Linked DNA regions of Homo sapiens: region 1 is linked to region 2. A link is a loop called in an ENCODE intact Hi-C map of the cell type or tissue named here. Cell type or tissue: endothelial cell of umbilical vein. All regions are shown on one strand. Links, peaks and the distances in the headings refer to the core of each region. The heading gives the core; the rest is flanking DNA.

Region 1 (5,390 bases), core at 80-5,079, 1.2 Mb before region 2:
ACCTTAATTTTTGTGAATTTAAAAAAATGAGAAAAAGATTATGTTGATTTGAAATACTACTCAATTCTGTGGTCTCTTTTCTTGTCATTAACTTAGTTCTAGATCTCCTCCACCTTTTAGCAAATTGCACCTAAGTTTGGCAATTTTTAATGTCAGTGCCCTCCAACTACAGGTTGAATATTCCCAATCCAAGATGCTTGGGACAAGAAGTGTTTCTTACAGATTTCATATTTTGGGGGGATCTGGGAATATTTGAATATACATAATGAAATGCCTTGGGGATGGGACCAAAGTTAAAACACAAAATTCATTTTTATTTCATGTATGCATAACCTGAACATTATCTTATGTAACATTTTAAATACTTTTATGCACCAGTCCCATGAGGTCAAGTGTGAATCTTTCACTTCTGGTGTCATGTTGGCACTCAAAAAGTTTCAGAGTATGGGGCATTTTGAATTTTATATTTTCAGCTTAAGGGTGCTCAACCTGTATATGTATGGCTCTATGGTATAAATGTTTATGTCCCTCCAAAATACGTATGTTGTAATCTTCACTCCCAAAATGATTGTATTAGGTCGTGGGGCTTTTGGGAGGTGATTATGTATAGGAGTGGAATCTGCACAAATAAAATCATTGCTCTTATAGGAGAGGGTCAAAAGATACCCCTCACCCCTTCCACTGTATGAGGTTAGGATAAGAATATAGCTGTCTAAGAGGAAGCAGATTCTTACCAGACACTGAATCTGCTGGCATCATGATCTTGGACATTCCAGCCTTCAGAATTGTAAGAAACAAATTACTGTTGTTTATCATCACATAGTTTGTGGTATTTTGGTACAGGAGCCTGAATGGTTTAAGAAATATGACAATAGTTAAAATAAAAGCCAGAGAAAGTTATGTCTATTCAACTATATTTTAGGAAGATAGATATCAGTATAGACTTGGCAGAAATAATTTTCATGTGGCAATTATTGGGCGAGGTTAGATTGCTGTATTTTATTTAACCAAAATTAAGTCTTCCAGCCAAGGCATTGTTACCAAAAGATTCTTTTTAGACTTTCATGTGTGCCTGTGCACACTCATATTTTCAACTTTATATGTATATTGCATATATATAGACATAATTATAATACATTATATATAATTATATACTTATTTTCCATTTTTGTATGTGGAAATTTGACAGACTACATCTTTAGAATATTTAAAAACCATAGTCCTTTTTGTAAATTAATTCTTCATATTCAGGTTTTTTTTTTGTTTTTTTTTTTTTTGAGATGGAATCTTGCTGTGTCGCCCAGGCTGGAGTGCAGTGGCGCAATCTCGGCTCACTGAAAGCTCCGCCTCCCAGGTTCACGCCATTCTCCTGCCTCAGCCTCCCGAGTAGCTGGGACGGCAGGCAGCTGCCACCACGCCCAGCTAATTTTTTGTATTTTTAGCAGAGACGGGTTTTCACCGTGTTAGCCAGGATGGTCTCCATCTCCTGACCTGGTGATCCGCCCGCCTCGGCCTCCCAAAGTGCTGAGATTACAGGCGTGAGCCACCGTGCCCGGCCCGTATTCAGGTTTATTTGTGTATATTTATATTTGACCTTTTGTTTTGTTTTGTTGAGTTTCGCTCTTGTTGCCCAGACTGCAGTGCAATGGGGTGATCTTGGCTCACTGCAACCTCCGCCTCCCAGGTTCAAGCAATTCTCCTGCCTCAGCCTCCTGAGTAGCTGGGATTACAGGTGCATGCCACCACGCCTGGCTAATCTTTGGTATTTTTAGTAGAGATGGAGTTTCACCATGTTGGCCAGACTGGTCTTGAACTCCTGATCTCAGGTGATCCACCTGCCTCGGCCTCCCAAAGCGCTGGGATTACAGGCGTGAGCCACTGGGCCCAGCCTATTCCTGACCTCATAATATTTTACTGTTATGTGTTTGTTTTTTCGTTAATGATGTCACAGTATTTTTCCATGTATTTAGTCCCATGAATATCTAAAAATTAATTTTGAACATAGAACTTCATTTTACAATCTTTCAGTTTCTAGTAGTTAATTTTTAAAAGCCTGGTTTATAAAAGAAGCTCAAAAATGTTATGGAATACATGAATTAATTCTTGATTGCTATTCTTGACTTCCATCATTTATGCAGTAAACTCAGGAACTCTGTAGTGTTCCAAAATTTATCTTCTCCATATCAAATTTGTATGTTTTCACAGAACTAAATTTCTGGCTTTTAAAACTCTCTTTTATTTTTTTCTTTCATTGTAATGGACCATTTTTGGAACTGACACTATTGAGTATGTGATATGCAGATAGTGAAGTCATTTGAGTACAGTGCATACTCTGGATATGCATTTTAGGCTAAAAAGAATGGTTAGTTGTTAAGGTAACTTCAGTAAATATATATTCATTAAGGGCAGTCAGAAAGAGAGAAAATCATCTATGTTGCCGCCTTGGCAGGCCTCAGAGAGCAGAGGTTGTAGCGTGTGGAAGAGTGTGCTTGTGCTTTCTGGAACAGTAATGCGTGTCCTGCTCCAGAAGCTCGACTCCCCTGCTGCCACCCAGAGTTTTTTCAGAAGCGTACACTTCCCCTCTTACTGCAGTTCTCCCCTCTTTGGTATTTAAGCTTCAAGCATCTTTGCTTCATGGGCTCTGCTCTGCGGGACTTGTTTCTTCTGCTTCCTCCTGGATTCTTCAGTCTTGAACTTCTCTGTTGCCTGCGTTCTTGCCTTTTACTCCACTCTGCCACCTGGATGAGAGGCCGAGGACCAGTCTGCGTCATAGGAACCTCCTTCTAATCCCTAGAGTAAGAAGCTGTCATCAGAGTGGTGGCATATTGATGCTAGAAACACAGGAAACTGCATGAGTCATCCTTCAGAATAGGATATAAGCATGGCCAGTGCATGCATTTTCTCAGATGAATACACATCTGTTAAACAAGCTGCATAGATTCTCCAGAGAGTTCAATATAATTTTTCTCGGTATTTTTCCTGTAAAAATACGCCATTAGACAAATGAATTGAAACATTTTTACCAAAGCTTCAATGCAGAAATCACGGCTGCACAAAAGTACATGAAATGGGGAGGTCACATCATATTAGTGATCAGCTGTCATAATCAGAAGAGGCCATGTAAGTATGTCCTCTCATAATTTAGTAAAATACAGGAAATCATCCTTTAATTGGTGGTGGGGAACCTTTTCATAAGATATATGGGAAATACTAAGAAGAGGGATTTAAAGCAACCTCTTTACTTGTGGCACTCTGAGATATACATACACATGGATTCTTTGGAGACACTGCTTTCCAGAGAGAGGCTAAATTGTCTGTGATTTAATTGCTCCTGGGATTGAAAAGGTGATCTTGTATTTTGCCTCCAGTGACAGGTGCTATCCCTTTATTATAATTTGAACCCCTGGGTGTTAAAACATTCATGGCTTTTCTATTAGGAAATCTGCATACTCCTCCATCCATGTTTATTCATAATTCTCTGATGAGTTGCAGACAAGCTCATTGAGAACTTAGGCTTTGACATTTTAGTCAGAAATTACTACCACACCCACAAACAGAAAAAAACTAGGCTCATTTGCATCTATATTTTAAAAATTTATGAAATAGTTTATGTTAGTATTTTGGGTCTTTTGAAATTAAGTATATTGTGAATTGTTATACTTTCTAATGGAATTTTTAAGCAATTAGTATGTAGTGAATATATATGTAAAGTCTGTATTAGACTGGTTCTAAAATGTGTGCACACCAGAGGGCATCATAGCTTTTATTCAAAGCTTCTTTTAGACATTTTCTTTTAAATTGAGCTTTATACTTTTTAACCTTTTTTTCTTTAGAATTATTACTCTTTTTCACTGTAATATTCATAAAACATGTTTAAACAATATTTATCCAAGTATATTGAATGAACAGAAATATCATAATTAAATGAGAAAATTAAAGCAAACAAGCCTTTATAATGACTGTCTAACAGCTTAGATTTCTTCCTATTTTTGACCTTCTTTTTCTTTTATCTCAGGACAATTACTACTGTTTGTATTTTTCTGATAATGTGTAAACTGTTCCAATAATTCTGTTCCTAGACTACTTTTGATACCCGCTCCGTTTTAGAAACTCCTTTGTCTTCTTGTTTTGCATGGTAAATTCTTATTGAAACAGAGCTCCATTTGATTGATCCATTCAGACAGCATTCATTGAATATTGGAGGAACAGGACTCAGATACAGCCTTCCAGAAGCTCACTTTCCTGCAGAGAAAAAAATGGGAACACATATGATGACCCTTCAACGTGATGAGTACTGTGTCCCAAAGTGCTGAGAGAACTCCTCAGATGGGTCTCTAATTGAGCCTAGCAGCTATGGAGAGTGAAGTGATACATGGACAGATGGTTAAAGCTGAGCCAAGATTTAAAGTACAATTAAAAAGTTAATCAGACACTATGACAAGCCTTCTTATTTTTTTTCCAATGATTTTAAAATAAAATTTGGAGTCGCTCACATAAAAGCACAGATAATTAGAGATAAAGAAAATGTTCTTTTCTTTGTTTGGATTTCACAATTGTCACGCAAAAATAAATAAGCGCAAACGAAAGGCTAGAGAAACTTCTAAAACCAGGTGATTTTATTAGTTGCTTTTTTTCTTTTATGTTTTTAAAACATGATATGATTATAACTTTTAAACAATAAACCTCCTGGGTGATTATAAATTTAGCATGAAATAAAATATTTATAGCAACAACAAAAAGGTATAAAGGGAAGAGTCAGAGGAAGCAGAGTTGTGAGAGTCACATATCCTTGGGAGGACGTTCAAGTAGACACGTAAGTTGTAAGTAAGCCTTTGGCAGGGAAAAGGTACATCTATTTTTAAAATACATCTCAACAATAGTTTATCTAAGGAGACTTTTCCAGTTGTATTCAACTAAACGTGATCTTTCCTCTTAGGAAATGTTGTTTCTGTGTTATAATTCTAGTCCTACATTTTTATTTTTTTCTATTAAATGATAAGCTTCACGAAAGTACTGATTTATCTGTTGATCTCCGACAGTGTTTAGTTTAATTCTTAGAATAGAAGAAGCAATGCTCAAAAAATATGTGCATTGCTTAAGAGGTATCTATCAACATGAATATAAGAATTGAACATAATTCTATTTAAAATGTAAATTTCAAAATGCCAGGTTTCATACTTTTAATTACAATTTTGCTGCTAATTAGCCTTGTTACCTTAATTGAGTGATTTAAAATATTTCTAGTTCTTACTTCACCTGTTAAATAATGGAGTTGAACTAGTTAATCATATGCTTGATCATTTAATTTGTGCCAGGAACTGGAATAAAGCATTTGCACATATTATCTAATTTACCCTTGATAACAACTCTTATGAGATGGTGTGGTAATA
Region 2 (5,390 bases), core at 312-5,311:
GCCAAGGCGAGTGGATCATCTGAAGTCAGGAGTTGAAGACCAGCCTGACCAACATGGTGAAACCCCGTCTCTACTAAAAATAGAAAAAATTAGCTGGGTGTGGTGGCGGGCGCCTGTAATCCCAGCTACTTGGGAGGCTGAGGCAGAAGAATAGCTTGAATCCAGGAGGCGGAGGTTGCAGTAAGCTGAGAGTGTGCCACTGCACTCAAGCCTGGACAACAAGAGCAAAACTCCTTCTCAAAAAAAAAAAAAAAAAGAAAAAAAAAAGAAAGAAAAATGCAAAGTCTATTTTTTGTGGGCTTTTTTGGTGAACAATTTTTTTTTCAAATTTATTTGTTAAAATTGACGCATAAAATTGTGTATATTTATCATGTAGAACCTGTTATTTTGAAGTATATATGCATGTGGAATGATTAAGTCTAGCCAATTAACAAATACATTACCTCACATAGATATCTTAGTATATGCATGCTGTTGTAGTTTCTTTAACTAAAGGATTGAGAATTGTGTAACTGTATCACTATGTACTAATTTGTGTGTGTGTGTGTGTGTGTGTGTGTGTGTGTGGTTTATGAAGCCTCTTACAATGGTGGAACTGATTCTATTGTTTTAAGCCCATCAATACTGATCAGATAATTTGTTTTTAAAACAACTAGATCAGCTTGTTGTTTATTAGATAATTATAACTGTCATCTGATTGTAAAGCACACTTGACACAGACCTTTAACATGCACTTCATAAATGCTTTGTCTAATTCAAATATTAAGGAATTACCTTAAGAGAAATAGTCCTCAAAAACATGTTATTTAGGTTCCAATTTTACAAGGCTGAATCCTTTTATAGGTATGACCTCCCAGACAATGAGTGGAGTTGAATACTGATAGTCACATAGTTCGTGCTCTACAATTAAACATAACTTGAAGTTTTTTCTGAATTTAATATAAAATATATCAGTTAAATTTAAACTCTAAAACCACGATCATCTTTGAATATAAATGCTATCTTTAAACAGAAATAATGACGTATCGATACATTACTATATGCACCGTAGGAATCTATTGGTGTTATTTCCTCCTTCCAAAAGGGGTTTATTAAGTTCCCTTTCCATTTAAAGCTCCCCAGTAGGTATCAAGGATACAAAAGTAATGAAATGAGGTTCCTCTCCTTGGGTGGATGGAAATGCACAAAAGCAAGTGGAAATCAGTGATCAAAGTGATGAATACAGGAATGATGACTCCAGGATTTCAGACAAGGCGATGATTACTTCTGCTTTCAAGGCAGAATTCAGAAGAATAGATTTCAGAGAGGTGGTCTCTCAATCACTTCTTGAAAGAAAAATAGAAGCTTGCCAGTTGCAGGAACAGAGGCAGAGAGCACATTCCAAAAAAAAAAAAAAAAGTAACAGTCTTGGGAAAGACAGTGGTATAAAAGACCATGGTCTGTTTAGATAATAATAGGGGACTATTGCAGAAAAACAACAGATAGCAAAGGGTCTTGAAGGCAATCCTCAGAAGTTTGGGTTCCATTGTAGCAATACAATTACCAGTAAGTTATTAAAATACAGAATTTATTATACCAAAACAATTATCAAATATGATTTCTTTGGAGTTGCACAGCCACAGATACACTAAATTATAATACTAATAGATGACATACTGAATCTGTTTTGTTGTTATTAACTTCATATATTTGACCATATTGACAGTCATAATAATTGTCTTAACATGACAATCCTACTTCCTTTGGATTATAGCATACAGTTAAGCATATATTTTACCTATCTATGTAAACCAACCATGTAATGTTGGATAGAAGAAGAGGGAAAGGTCATCACCTCTCTCTACTGACACAGATATCCAAGGCACATTCAAGGTAGCATCCTGGAACCAGCATCCAGGTGCTTCCCCACACATCTTCCCCTTAATCTCAGGAGCAGACCGTGGATGGGACAAGTCTCGGGGTTCACAATGCAGGAAGTGTGTGTGTGGGTGGGGGGTGGTGACAAATATGGCCACTTCATTTTCAAAACATCTGCTAAAAGTGTTTATTTGAAGCTAAATAAGTATTCACTACAAATCAACTTCAGAATACCTTTTGTGTGGGATTTGTCTTGAGGGTAGGAAAGAGGCTTCAGTCATTTTAACCTTTTTTCGATAGTGTTACTTATGTAGTCACTTGTCTTACACATGCATATAGGCTAACGAAGACACACCTATTATAGCATTTTTCATCTGAATTAGATCGATGTCGGAAGTAACCAGTGATTTTTGAAGGGGCGCACGAAACTCCTAGCTTATTCTGCCACCTTGTGGTTAAAACACAAATTTCCATCACACCAATAATGTAACAAGTGTGTATTCTCTACCTCAAGGAAATTAATCCCTGTGTTTCCTAAACAGGAACCCCTAAGAAAATTGGAGTTGTGTATATATTTTCTTGATAAATAGTCAGACATTTAAGGCAAGATGATGCTTTCTTTGAATTGCTTGACTTCAGTTAAAAGCAAGTGATGGGGAAAAAATAATCTTTATAGTCCTGGAACACATTTAAAGACAGGAAACCAGTATAATTAAGCACTCCAATCAGAAAAGGAGCAATTGTGGGGAGAGGAGATGATTGCTTTCACAAGGGGTTCCAGCCACCATCTGTAGGCTTGCACTTTGAATGGGGTCTCAAAGATTATTCAATGAAAGTAGCTAATGTCTACAGACTATCTAAAATGCATATTTTCTCTTTAACACTGAGTTGTGGTCTAGATAATTTCACTAAATATTGTCTGTCTCTACATTGATTCAAGTGTTTTGTCCTATACTTTAAATTTCTTTTAAAAATTGATTTTAATCTCTCACTCAAAGTATTTTTCTCATAAATAAAAGTGTTTTTTTTTTTGGCTCTGGTTTGCTTCTAGGTTAGTGTTTCAAAACTATTTTTGAACCAAGAGACATTAGTTTCATTATCATATGTTGGATACAAATATCAATTAACTTCCCCAATTCTTTTCCCTCAGGTAGTTCTTGCTACTATTCCACTTTTATATCATCCGTGTAATCTCTGTTATAGTTTGCATTCCTAATTTTTAAAAAGCTGTCTCATAAGATATGAGTTTCTCTATCTTTATCTTAATTTCACAATATGTCTTATTCATAAACTACTCCAATTTTCCCCATATGGAAATATAACTGAATAACACTTTGTGTTAAATATTAAACATTTGCCATGGCTGAAGGAACAAATCTGGATATCATATTATCTCCTGAGTTCTATACTCATTAATGCCTTAAGACCCAGAGCTTACCAGTCAACTACTGAGGCCAGAAAATTTGTACTCTAGACTCTCCTTTTTCTTACCATTCTGAGATGAGGGACATCATTGAATTGAACTACTCTTAATTTCTTATCATTTGTCTTCACTTGTGTTTTAGAAGAGATCTCACAGCCTAAGGTTAATAGCTAACTTCCTGACACCCGATCTAGTTTTCCTTCTGCCTGTTTTACTTTGCTTTCTTCGGCATATGTGCATGCATCCTGGGGGTACACAAAGACTCTCTCTCTCTCTTTTTTTTTTTTTTTTGATAGAATCTTGCAGTCACCCAGGCTGCAGTGCAGTGGTGCAAACAGGGCTCACTGCAGCCTCGACCCCCTGGGCTCAAGCAATCCTCCTACCTTCTAAGTAGCTGAGACTACAGGCTTGTGCCACCACTCCTAACTGATTTTTTCTTTTTTAAAATTTTTTCTACACAGCGGGGCTTTTCCTATTGCCCAGAATAGTCTCAAACTCCCAGGCTCAAGCAATATTCCTGTCTCAGTATCCCAAAGTACTGGGATTACAGATGTGAGCCACGGTGCCCAGCTGCAAGGTCTCTTAATTGAAGTTTAAGATCAATTTAATTATTCTTCTCAAGTACTTGCCTACCTTTGCCTAGAGGAGGATTGTAAGAAAGTGATAATGCATCTAATTTTGCGAAGACATCAGACCCACTATTCTGGCTTAATTATTTAAAAACACTTTCACTCTCAACCTTCTCCTGGCTGGGACAACATATTATATTATACTTAGCATACATTTCTTTTTTCTTTTCTTTTTTTTTTTTTTTTTTTTTGAGCAGGAGTCTGGCTCTGTCACCCAGGCTGGAGTGCAGTGGCATGATCTTGGCTCACTGCAACCTCTGTCTCCCAGGTTCACGCCATTCTCCTGCCTCAGCCTCTCGAATAGCTGAGACTACAGGCGCCCGCCACCACGCCCGGCTAATTTTTTGTATTTTAGTAGAGATGGGGTTTCTCCATGTTGGCCAGGATGCTCTCGATCTCCTGACCTCGTGATCCACCCGTTTCGGCCTCCCAAAGTGTTGGGATTACAGGCGTGAGCCACCAGGCCCGGCCACACTTCTTATAGTGAGAACTATTTCTGTCTCCATCAATATCAGGTTTGGCCACGTGACATGCTTTGACCAGTAAAAGATGAAAGAAAAAGATCAATATGGGTTCTGAGCTGAAATTTTCAGCGCCATTGAGAGTTTCTTAAAGATCTTATCATCTCTTCCCTCTACCACAAGAATAGCATGCTTCTTGCTCTTGGAGCTCATTCCAGAATCCAGGCTGAGGAGACATTGGGGCTTTCTCTTCAGCCTGGGTTCTGGAACGAGAAGCATTCAGGAAGAAAGCAGATTAACAGCTATTAATAACTGGCCACCATGTAAAATGAATGACAAATGCATGCTGTTAAGAAACAGCAAGATTTGGAGACCATTTGGCCAGGCGTGATGGCTCACACCTGTAATCCCAGGACTTTGGGAGGCTGAGGCGGGTGGATCACTTGAGGTCAGTAGTTCGAGACCAGCTTGGCCAATATGGTGAAACCCCGTCTCTACTAAAAAAAAAAAAAATACAGAATTAGCCAGACGTGGTGACATACACCTGTAATCCCAGCTACTTGGGAGTCTGAGGCAGGAGAATTGCTTGAACCCGGGAGGCAGTGAGCCGAGATCGCACCATTGCACTCCAGCCTGGGCAACAAGAGCAAAATTCCATCTAAAAATAATAATAATAATAATAATAAAAGATTTGGAGAATGTTTATTATCTATGCATAATATAGAAAAAGCTTTACATTTTCGTTTATGTTCTGTTATCACTCCTTCTCCCCATTCATAATTCTGAAAAGCAATCCTCCTAGGTCTTCTAACTTACTGTTGTTTCACGGACAATTCTAAAGCTATTGCTCACATATATACTGAGAAACTAGACCTTTTAGGAAGTAGCAACTCTAAAACTACCTGAGAGAACTGAAAGAAGGGGAAAGAAAAGAAGCACGGAGGGAGGGAGGCTGGTAGGAGCAGCATGTGCCATTGCATCTCTATTTCCTGTTGTAGATAAGCTTGGCCATCATATTTG

Evidence for each region. A loop is a pair of places that touch in the nucleus more often than their neighbours do. Peaks named below come from ENCODE experiments on the same cell type or tissue, not always from the same donor. Only the 100,000 strongest peaks of a DNase experiment are listed, where the experiment ranks them.
Region 1: it touches region 2 in a loop (5-fold over the local background); 34 of 110 quality-filtered maps call a loop at or near these places.

The regions. Positions count from the first base shown.
Region 1 is chr3:80,675,413-80,680,802 of GRCh38, reverse strand. The region is part of intron 1 of LOC105377177 (a long non-coding RNA gene); the gene reads left to right. It overlaps LOC105377176 (a long non-coding RNA gene), which reads right to left and starts at 847. Exons shown (of 3, transcript XR_940989.3): 1 at 735-847. In endothelial cell of umbilical vein, for the core only: no CTCF peak of the experiment used is centred there; a DNase peak (open chromatin) is centred at 2,832.
Region 2 is chr3:79,518,339-79,523,728 of GRCh38, reverse strand. All of the region lies in intron 2 of ROBO1 (roundabout guidance receptor 1), which reads left to right. Among named protein-coding and RNA genes, the nearest start is that of MIR3923, 13 kb to the right of the region's middle. In endothelial cell of umbilical vein, for the core only: a CTCF peak has its summit at 2,327 (motif pointing left); a DNase peak (open chromatin) is centred at 2,258.